2 separate regions of the Mus musculus genome follow, and region 1 is linked to region 2. The links are chromatin loops, found by intact Hi-C in ENCODE. Cell type or tissue: gastrocnemius. All regions are shown on one strand. Links, peaks and the distances in the headings refer to the core of each region. The heading gives the core; the rest is flanking DNA.

Region 1 (5,382 bases), core at 249-5,248, 660 kb after region 2:
GGACCTACATGGTGAAAGGAGAAAATGGACTCTCCCAAGTTGTGCTATGACCTTCATAAGAATACACATGCGCGCGCACACACACACACACACACACACACACACACACACAAGTAGACTCCAATCTGACCCCAATATCTTTGTAATTACTAGATGAGAAATACAATTTGTACATGTACTTTCTTTGTTGATGCACTGGGGACTAATTTCAAGGCTTCAATTGTGCTAGGCACAAATACATGCCACTGTATCTTAGGCCTTTCTTTTTACTTTTGAATTGCTCTGCAGGATCTCACTAATTTTCCCTAGGCTGTCCTTGAACTCTCTACACTCCTGCTTCAGCCTCCTGAGTAGCTGGGGTGTCAGGCCTCTCCCACTAGACCTGACTTTTAAATATATTTTCAAATTTGATCAGTATTGTTGATAGTGTCTCACAGATTGGCAATGACAAGATGTTATCACCTTTTAATGTTATTGTTATATTCTAGGCTCTGACCTAACAATCTGTATAAGAAAGTTGGTTCCTCCAAATATCTCCTTTTAAAAATTTCCTTAGAACTTACCTACCAATGGAAGGTAATATATGCTCTATTCCCTCCTTGCATGGCAATATTGAGGTGTTAGATATGACAGTTTGAGAGAATGGCCCCCATACACCAAGTTTGAATACCTATTCTCCAGCTGGTGGAACCACTTGGGAAGGATTAGGAGGCTTTGTTGGAGGAGGTGTGTCACTGAGGGTTGGGTGAAGTTTCCAAAGACTCTAGTTCCCAGTTCTCTCTCTCTCTGCCTCAGGGGCATGGGTAGAAATGTGAGCTCTCAGCTGTCCTTTTGCTTGGCCATCATGGGCTTTAGCCCTCTGAAACTGTAAGCCCAATTAAACTCTCTTTTATAAATTGCCTTGGTCATGGCATTTTATCACAGCACCAGAAAAGTGACTACGACATCAGACAAGCAATCAGGCCTGAAAATCCATTCAAATCTTTTTCAAGTTGACAAAATGGAGTCTTGTCTTCCAGAAACAGGAAGCCTTCATCCCATAGTAGAGATGCTTTAGAATTTTCCTCCTCAAAAATTACTTACTTCTGTATGCAGCATGACAATTCTAATCAGCTATCATATTAACACATAAGGAGAATAACGCATTTAATGTATTACTGTCTATAAGTCACAAATTTTACTCTATAACTAAGCAGCATGTGTGTGTGAGATGTATCTGCATGATGTGTACATGTCTGTATGATGTGTGTGAGTGTGTGTGTGTGTGTGTGTGTGTGTGTGTGTGCATGCTTGTGTGAGAATATGGGCACACACATGCCATGGCACGTGTGTGGAGGTCAGAAGACTACCTCAGGTGTAGGTCCTTACTCTCTACCTTGTTTGAGACTGGGTCTCTTGTTATTTGCCAATGTGTGCACCAGACTGAGTGGTCCACGAGCTTCAGGAGGATATCCTGCCTGCCTCCTATCTCACCACAGGATAGCTGGAATAGCAGATGCAGGCTACTACCATGGATGGCTTCTGTGGGTCCCTGGGTCTTGCACAGCAAATGCTTACCACAAAGTTATCCCGCCAGCCCTCAGCTGACATTTTTGTAATAGCAAAGCGTTATCAAGGAAGGGGCTGACACATTGATTTATAGTTCATCGCACATGATAATAATCTCATAATGCTGCTGCAAGGAGCTTCGAGGAACACGCATACTCCCAACACACAGCTCTCAATCACACCAGTGCATAATGGGAGTTTTCATAATTTATCAGTTCAGGGCTAATTGGATTTGTTGAAAGGTAAAAAAAAAAATCCAATTGTTCTTTCCTGTCACCTCCAATGTTATTGATAGAAAGTCTTCCTTGTCAGCAGACTCTGCATTTGCCACAACTGGGTGACTAGCACTCGGTGAGCTTTTGTGTTCCCAGAGTCAGATTTCCATGTCATTAGAATACATTAAGCCACAGCCTTTAAAGTGTCATTTGAACCATATCTTTGTCACAGATCCATCCAACACTTGCAAGCCAGCAAGAGTGGTGGCTAAAACACTGGACTTTTAGACCAAGCAACCTCAAGGGCTACTTTATATGGAGCTTATCCAGCACTCACAGAAGGGTGGGGATACCGGGCTGCTGTTTCTGTCAGCTTTAGAAACTGTGTCTGGATTCCAACATTGTCAAACCTTGGGGGAGGGGGGTTGTTGCTGTCTGTATGTGAGTCCCACATAAGTTGGTAGATTTGTTTCTTCATTATTTCTACAAGTGGAAACATAATGGGTTTAGGGGTGCGTGTGTGTATGTGTATGTTTGCATATGTGTGTGCATATGTGTGTATGGCACACATATGGAAGTCTGAGGACAACCTGCAGACTTGGCTCTTTCCTCCTGCCATCTGGAACCTGACGATCTGACTAAGTGTATCTCAACTTCCCAATGACCCTTTAATACAACCTCATGGGGTGACCGCTAACTATAAAAATATTTTTCACTGTTACTTCCTAACTATAATTTTGCTATTGTTATGAATCATAATGGAACCATCTGATATGCAACCCTTGTGAAAGGGTCCTGCCACCCCAAAGGGGTGGAGACCCACAGGTTCAGAACAGCTGCTTGGAAGGCTGGGCAGCCAGCCTTTACCTGCTGAGCTTCACACACCTGAAGCTGATGTGCGAAGCGTCCTCTTTGAGTCACTGCTGTGAATACTTTTCACCATCGCTTACTTCTCTTGCTGTGAGTGGTTTACTACCGCTGTACTCAGAAAGGTCCTGTCTTCTCTTAAGCAAGCCACGGGAGGGTGGGGGGAGAAGTGGGACACCACACAGGGAGGATGGGGGAGGATTTTAGTCGTCCGTGAGTTACAGTTTATAAAAGTGGTACTGCAGTAACCTCCCTAACTTAACCATTGTGCAGGATTTCAAACAAGCTTTATTAACACTTGAAATGACTTCAAAATAACCACTTAAAAAAACTTCACATTGTCTCAGCTTTTTATGAAGTGTTGAGTTGCAGCCAATCAACTCTAAAATACTGCCTCTTATCTTGTGCCCCCCCCCCCCCTTCTATAAGACAGACCCACAACTTCATACTGGGAACAGCTATGTTAAAAGGCTGTTAAGGTGCTGGAAGTCCCTGGTTAAATATTGCCCAATACCTTCTCTGGATCCTTGCCTAAGAGGAAGGCACCAGTTTCTATGAAGATATTAGAGGTCGTGATAGAGCCATCTTTCATGAGAAGCGTTTAAGGAAGATATCTCAGGAATTCCTCTTGAAAGTGGATTTGAGAACCAGTGTTTCACACACAGCTTTGTGAGGTCTGCCCTGCCCTCTGCTGGTCTTCACGGTAAACGCAGTCACCATCCACGTTTGTTTCAAGTGGATGACAAGAACTTCATTGAGCACCTTCAGTGTGTCAGGCAACAGGCAGAATGCAGCATCTTGATTTCCACTGAATAGTACCATAATCCTATTGGGCAAAAAATGCTTCTGCTTCCGTTTCAGATTAGAGGAAGACTGTAACAACCCTCAACCAAGCGTTGAGGACACAGAAATGATAATGTTCTGCAACTCTGGTCCTGCCTAACACTAAAGCCCACATCGGTTCCTCTCTGTCTCCTTGCCTCCGACTTGCTTGACTTCCGGCAATGTCTAAGTAGTTACAGTGCATGTTGCTCTCCTTGTTGCAGAAAGCCACACAGACGCACGTGCAAATACAAATGTTCAATATTGCCACAGCACATCCTGAAGGCAAGAGAACCACTCAAATGCTAACTTAGGGAATCAGACTTTGTAGGTGTAGTCGTTTTTTTCCTGGTCAAATGAACACTGCGGCCATGGCTTCTCAGTGTGCACAGGAGTGGACATTGAATGGCAATTTCTCCTTTTCTTTTTTTTTTTAATTTAAAGTTAAAATTTTTATTTTGTGTGTATGATGTATAAGGTGTCTCTGTGTGTGTGTGTGCATCCTACAGTACAAGGGTGGAAGTCAGAGGTCAACTTTTAGGAGCCACTGTCTCCTTTCTCCTTTATATGGGTTCTGGGAGTTGAACTCGGGTCGTCAGAGTTGTTTGAGAAGCACCTTTACCCACTAAGCTATCCTTTTTCTTTCTTCTTTTCTTTAGATAAGGCTTCACTACATAGCCTAGGCTGCTTTCAGAGTTGTGTTTGTTCTGCCTAAGTCTCTCAAATGCTACGATTAGGAGCTGGAGAGATGGCTCAGTGGTTAAACCTATGAGTTGTTCTTCCAGAGGAGCCGGATTCAGGCCGAGCGCCCACGTGGCAGCTCATTACCTGCTGTAACTCTAGTCCCAGGGGAATCCAATTCCCTCTTCTGGCCTGCATAGGCACTGTGCACTATAGACACTGATACAGGCAAATACCCCTACACATAAAAAAAAGTGAAAATTTAAAAATATATATATTATACCTGTGTGTTTCTGTGTCCAGTTGCCTAACTATCTCTAGGTTATCGTCTGGTTCCATGGGAGTGAGATTTTATCAGGCAACTGCTTGGTATAAAAAAAAAAATCACCAGGCTAAGCTACAAGGCCTCAAGGGAGTGAATTTTTAAACACTAGGCACTGGTGTTGCTGTAGGAATTCAAAGGAGCTTCATAGAAACCTTCCATTGTTTCCAGATGCTATGAGATTGACAGAGGAAATCTGGCACAGCCTGACAGAACACGTCCTAGGGTTAGTGGTGATCACAGGAGACTCCTGGTGTGCCTAGGCCTCTGGGAAAGCCATGGATCGCTAAAGGAGTCATTCAAGCCAGCTGTGGTGTTCTAGGCTCATAGTTTGTGGTCTTTGATTGCTATGTATTTGAAACATTTCACCCCGGAACAATGTCAGGTCATATCATAGTGGATGCAATATCCTTATTTATTGTCTAGCACTTCACTTCGTGCTTCGTAACTGTCAGTCACACTGTTGGAATGGAAGTACAATATATGCAAATTTTTTTCCAAGGGAACTTTCTCTCCAAATCCCCAACTGGGTCTCATGAGAACAACCTTCCTGTTGTGATATCAGATCTCTGAGTGCAGTCATCTTCCAAACACATCTGCTGGCTGGGACAGCAGGGACTTTCCCAGCTACTACTGGGCACTTCCGTGGCATGATGCAAGGGCTGTTCCTATGCAAAAGCATCAGGGTGGGGAACAGGACACAGGCAACTAGGTTAATGACAAGCAGTGTGGAGTGGCGGGTTAGAGCTCTGACCAGTGGATTCCCCAGCGGGGCTAATTCCTTGTCTTAATCTAGAATCTCAGTGCTCTCCTTTATTTTTGTTTTTGTTTTTAAAGAAAACAAAGCAAAACAAAAGAAAACAAAAACAACTCTGGTTTAAAATCTGGCTCAACCCTCAGGATGGTCAAATCTACTAATCAAGGAGG
Region 2 (5,382 bases), core at 274-5,273:
CTCAGGAAACTCCCTCTAAGCCTTTCCCCTCCCTTAGCCAGGGCCCCAGCCAGCTGCTTCGCCTCCTGTGCTGCGGTTGTTTTCCCTTGACTAGCTGTCAGGCCGGTCTGCAGAGGGCCAGCCCAGCCTGTTCCAGGCGTACATTTGGGGCTCAGCCGTGGATACATTTGATTGGTTGTGGCTGGATCCAAGGGGTCCTACACAAGGCCTCTTGCTTTCTCCTTTTAGGGAAGTTGGTTCTCTCTTGCTTGTTTCTCCTCCTCTCTCTGGACGCATCACCGGCAAATCTCAATAGGGCCCAGTGCCCGCAACCAGTCTGTGATTCACGCTGAGCCTGCCAGATTGCTCACTCCAAAACCCGTGTCCTTCCTTCCCTGGACACAGCCGAGGATCCTCCACCACCACAACCATCTTAGCTTCAAATGTGAAAATAAAACAGGGGGAAAAATCACCGTAGAACCATTTTTAGTGACTCATCACATGGAACCTTTGTGTAAAACCAAGAGGCTCAGATGGCAGAGAGCTCACCCAGTTAGTGTACCCAAAGCCCTGGGTGCCACCCCAGTACTGCATAAGCCTGAGCATCGTGGTGCAAGCCTGTGGTCCCAGCACTCGGGAGGCCCAGGCAATGGGAAGTGGAAGGGGCAGAATCGGAAGCTGAAGACTGGCTTGACAGAATGGTAAAAGTACTTACTTACTATGAAAGCCTGTGTCCTGAATTCTGTCCCCCAGAACCCATGGTAGGAGAAAACAGACTCCAGAAAGTTCTCCTCTGATCTCCACATGTGTGGGCACATGTGTAATAACATCCATGTCACGTCACTAGGGCTTACTGGTTGCCAATGTAGCCTGAAAACACAACTCTAGGCTCAATGAAAGACTGTCTCAAAGGTTTTTCTTTCTTTGTTCTTTTAAAAGATCCCTTCATTTCTTTTCCTTTAGATATTTAGGTGAACAGTAATAATTTTAAAATAGGCTTTAATTTGTTTTTTTTTTGGAGAAGACTTGAATTTATAGAGAATATATGGGGCTAATACAGGGTCCTCATGTATATCTCATACCCTTCCCCCTACTGTAGACTCACGCTGGTGGGAGACCTTGGTTACAGTGGGTGAGCCAGTACTGATGCACAGCTTTCACTAGAGGACACACCCACACTTTGTTTGGATTCTCTTAGCTCTTCTTACCTAAGAACCATCTTTCTCTGCTCCGGGACCACATTTCCTTAGGTGGGCCCAGATTCCTAATCTCCTTGTGGTAGGGATAGGTTTCAGGCTTTCCTTGGTTCTTATATTTTCTTTCTAAAATTTTTGCCTTTTTTTTTTTTTTTTTTTGGTGTGATGAACATTTTTGGCCTGCTTGTATATCTGTGCGTCTTATTCATATAGTGCTCACAGAGGCAAAAAACAAAACAAAACAAAACAAAACAAAAAAAGTACCTGATCTTCTAGGACTAGGGTTACAGATGGGTGTGAGCCACCATGTGGCTAGGAATCAAACCCAGGTCCTCTGGAAGAGCAACAAGTGCTCCTAACCACTGAGCCATCTGTCCAGCCCCTAGAGCTTATATTTCCAGGAAGTTGGGTGCTTCTGATCATCTCCTCATAGTCAGGCTGCGTTGAGTTGGTGGGTCATGGATGGCCTACGTAGCGTCTGTGAAGTTGGAATCAAATGATGTATGAAGCCTACAGCATGCTTAGAAAAGTCAGTGCTGACACAATGATACACAAGGCTTTCAAGAAAGAGCCTTCTCCGTTTATCCCTGCATGTGTCACTGGCCCATTGTCACTCTCCCTCCTGAGAGCTTCTAGCTTCCTGAGCACTAGACTCCCCCTCCATGGAATGCCTTTCATTCTCTCTACCTGGCTCCCTTCTGAAGTCTTGGGAAAGATGGCAAGGTCTGGTTGACTCTTCACCTCTGCCCTCCTTTTGTCTCCACTTTCCCTGAGGCAACTGGTGCAGTCCCCAGGGCTTGCTTAGGGGTGTGGGACTGATCATTCTGTTATATGCTGGAAAGCTCCCTGGGAGCTTGCTACTCTTCTTCTACCAACACAGCCTGGTACCCAGAAGACACCAGAGGATAAGAAATGGATGGGACATTAGAGAAAGGTGTCATTTTCCAGGGCAGCCTCAAGGAACATGCAGGGTGCCAGCGGGTATGGTAATACATATCAGTGATTCACCTTTGAGTGGATTTTTTAAGGGTATTTTCTCCTTGTCCTAGAGTGTATGGCTGGGGGGTGTGAATATAGTACTGGCCACCAGGGGGCTCCAGGAGGCAGTTTAGCAGCCAGCAGGGGACGAAGGCTGGGGTGGTTTCTGCAGCCACCAGACTCCTGAAAGAAAGTGTGTCAAAAGAGAAGTCTGTTTTGCCACCGATGTGCCAGGCTCTGTAGCAAGGACAGGATGTACCAGCCTGTTCTGCAAACATGTGTAGGCCCCAAATGTCCTTTACCCCAGAGGTCTACAAAGAGGACAAAAGCTACCGAGAGCCATGAAATGACGCTGGTAGAGATAAATGAACTTATATTATGTGTGCGACCAGACCTTGATGAGGGCTTCCTGATTTCCTTCCATTTCAGTGTTTAAAGGGCTCATCTTGGTTTAGAAATTCCTAAGATCGAGATCACCACTGAGAAGTTGGAACATCGGCTGTCCTGAGTTCTGGGAAGACAGGGAGAGGAGTAGCTGTGTTAATCTGTGTGGTGGAGGTGAGATTAGACGTGGATCTGTGGAGTTTTATTCTTCCTCTTTCGTTGTTGATATTGCTATGGTCATAACGACCGTGGCCTTGGTGGATTTGGTTTCTGCTCCATGTTTGTTCTCCTTTGGATAGAAGGAGAATTGAACGAGCAAAATCCTTGGCTGTTCAGAGGGGAAACCAAGCCAGGACCGTTAAGTGACATCTCCAGACCACAGTCAGATCCTGCCTGCCTTCCAGACCTGAATTCTTTGCACATCCCTGAAGGATCTAGTCAAGTTGCCTGTTGGAAGGCCTTCCCATGCCCCAGGGAAGCAGAGGGCTATCACAGCAGGAGGTTGTGACAGGTGAACCCTTCATTAATAACAATAATAAAAAGAACAATTCTATCTTCCCTTTCTGGGGCCATGAGCTTCCTAGCATGCGCAATAGACAAAAAGGACAAGGGATGTCTGTCTGCTAAAATTGAACACTGTGTCCAAAGCTTCTGTAGCTTACGGAAAGTGCAAGCTATGGTAGACTCGACCTTGTGTACGGTTAAGAGGAGGATTCTTCCTATAGGGATGGGCCTGCCTCCACCACTCCAGCATGAGGCTTGAGTTAGTGAATGCTCGCCCCATGCTTGGCTTCGATGTGGGGGTCTGAGCCCAGGTCCTCAGGAGTGTGTGCAGCCACCATGTACCCCACCCCTCAGCATCTTCCTCTTCAGGGTTTGACTTGGCGGCATGTGATTTCACCTGCACAGGATCCTGCAATCTCGCCCATCCGAAGCCTTTGGGACGGGTGTGGTTACGTGAACTGCCACCTAGGCTCTAGGACATTGGCTGCCGGTTCCACTGTTTTTTCAGGATGAGATTCTCAATGGAAAAGTCCAGCAACAAACTGGAAGGTTGTTTGCCCCAGATGAAAGTCATTAATCCCCCACCCAGGGGTCTCTCACAAACAGAAAGTTTATCATTGTAGCACACAGCAAGTCTGCAGAGGAGGAAGACCTAAAGAGAGTATTCAGAGCCTCCTGGGCCTTTTGCCCCACACAACAGTCTAAAGCTTCAGAAAGGCCCCGAATCAGGCGCATGCTCTACCCCTGGCCAGCCCCAGGATCTGAGAGCTGAGTGGTGACTGTGCCTGGCACGCCCACTTAGCCAAACCTCAGCTCCGTGCCAGCGTGGAGCTATTAATTATTTTTCTTTGTCAAACCTTTGTCAGCAACTTCATCCCAAAAGGAATGGTTTATTTTCCCTTTGGCGGTGTTTGTGACTGTAGTAAATAAGAGATAATTACATTCCGGTTCTTAAATTAAAACAAAAATAGCTAGAGGTGCCAGGCAGGAGTTATTTACATTTTCCGATAGCCCACCTCCCTGGTCCAAGACTCGGCACAATTAGTTTGTTGCTTTTCCTGCAAATCTGGAGCCGCTCAAGTGGTTTAATGTGAAATTTTTATTTGTAGTGCCCCCAAAATCATCCTCTTTGCTCCAAGTTAATATTAAATAATACTTCCAATTTTTTTTTTCCTTTTAGCATTGCTGGAGACACTTAAGACCATGAGAGTACAATTGAAATAAGAACATTAAAGTTTTTTTTTAACAAAAGCGTCGTAGCTCAGTGGTAGAGAGCTGTCTGCCAAGGCATGATGGCCTAGATTCAGTCCCTAGTGCTACCTAACACAATACGAAACAAAAATAAACACGAGGAAGAAAAGGAAGCGGGCACTAAGGAGGTATAAGGTGAAGTAAGAGAATGCATCAGAAAGCGTTTGGAGAGTCTTATTTTCTTTGTTTGTACCCTGTTGCTTATCTGGGTATCAGCCTCTGATTTGGCAGAGGGAGAAAGGCATTCTTGTGGCTGCAGAGAATTCCTTTCTTGATTCCTTGAGTTGGTGTTTGGAAAGTGAAAATACAGTCCAACGAATCCTTACAAACATTTGGTCTTATTTTCCTAAGAGGTAAACAAAATTATAAAAGGTGATATTTGAAATGGAATCTAGAGAGCTAGCAATGTGGCTCAGCAGTAGTACACTTGCCTAGCATGCACGAGGCCCTGGGTTTGATTCCCCAGCACCACTCAAAATCTGGGGAGAGAGGGGATTGGGTCCTTTGTCACTTTGTCATGTGGGACTTGGATGGTGAGGAATCCAAGGATCGTGGTGACCTGGGTGGGTGAGGTTCGTGCTATCTAAGGATTGGGCTCGGAAAGACTCGGCAAAGCTTAATGACAGGAAGGCTTCTGGGTGGAGATGTGTTCTCTCCAAAACAACAAGTCTGACCACAGAGAGGGATGGGGGCAATGTTCTTTGTGAATGGAAGGCTAGACGTATAGTGTTACATACCATAGGCCGGCAGGAGCAAGCGGCAGGCCCCAGACAGCCTGCCTTAACTGCTTGCTTTTCCCTCCCCTCAAAATGCCTTGATTATGTAACTTACTGAGGACAGTCAGTACCATGACTTCATCCCGAGAAGGTGGAACCCGTTCATGGTTCTCAGCGCCCGCCCAAAGGCATTGTGTATCTGAAAGCAAAGATGTGATGAGAAGCCTGGAGCACAGGGATGAGAGAGAAACTGGTCTGCCGCATCAAGTCATTCTTAGGAGGCTCTCCCTTCAGGTTGTAGGAGCAAGCTGAGTTTTGACAGCTCTGCATTTCAGCCACACTGCCCTCATCAGCAGCCCGCAGCATCACTGTGC

Evidence for each region. Peaks named below come from ENCODE experiments on the same cell type or tissue, not always from the same donor. Only the 100,000 strongest peaks of a DNase experiment are listed, where the experiment ranks them.
Region 1: a loop joins it to region 2, with 5 times the contacts of the local background. A loop is called at or near these places in 3 of 42 quality-filtered maps.

Annotation. Positions count from the first base shown.
Region 1 is chr7:113,129,038-113,134,419 of GRCm38, forward strand. The region is part of intron 2 of 4930543E12Rik (RIKEN cDNA 4930543E12 gene); the gene reads right to left. Among named protein-coding and RNA genes, the nearest start is that of 4930543E12Rik, 10 kb to the right of the region's middle. In gastrocnemius, for the core only: a CTCF peak has its summit at 3,327 (motif pointing left); a DNase peak (open chromatin) is centred at 3,325.
Region 2 is chr7:112,467,704-112,473,085 of GRCm38, forward strand. All of the region lies in intron 1 of Parva (parvin, alpha), which reads left to right. Among named protein-coding and RNA genes, the nearest start is that of Gm45998, 19 kb to the left of the region's middle. In gastrocnemius, for the core only: a CTCF peak has its summit at 2,265 (motif pointing right); DNase peaks (open chromatin) are centred at 277, 2,274 and 3,799; H3K27ac peaks cover 3,725 bases.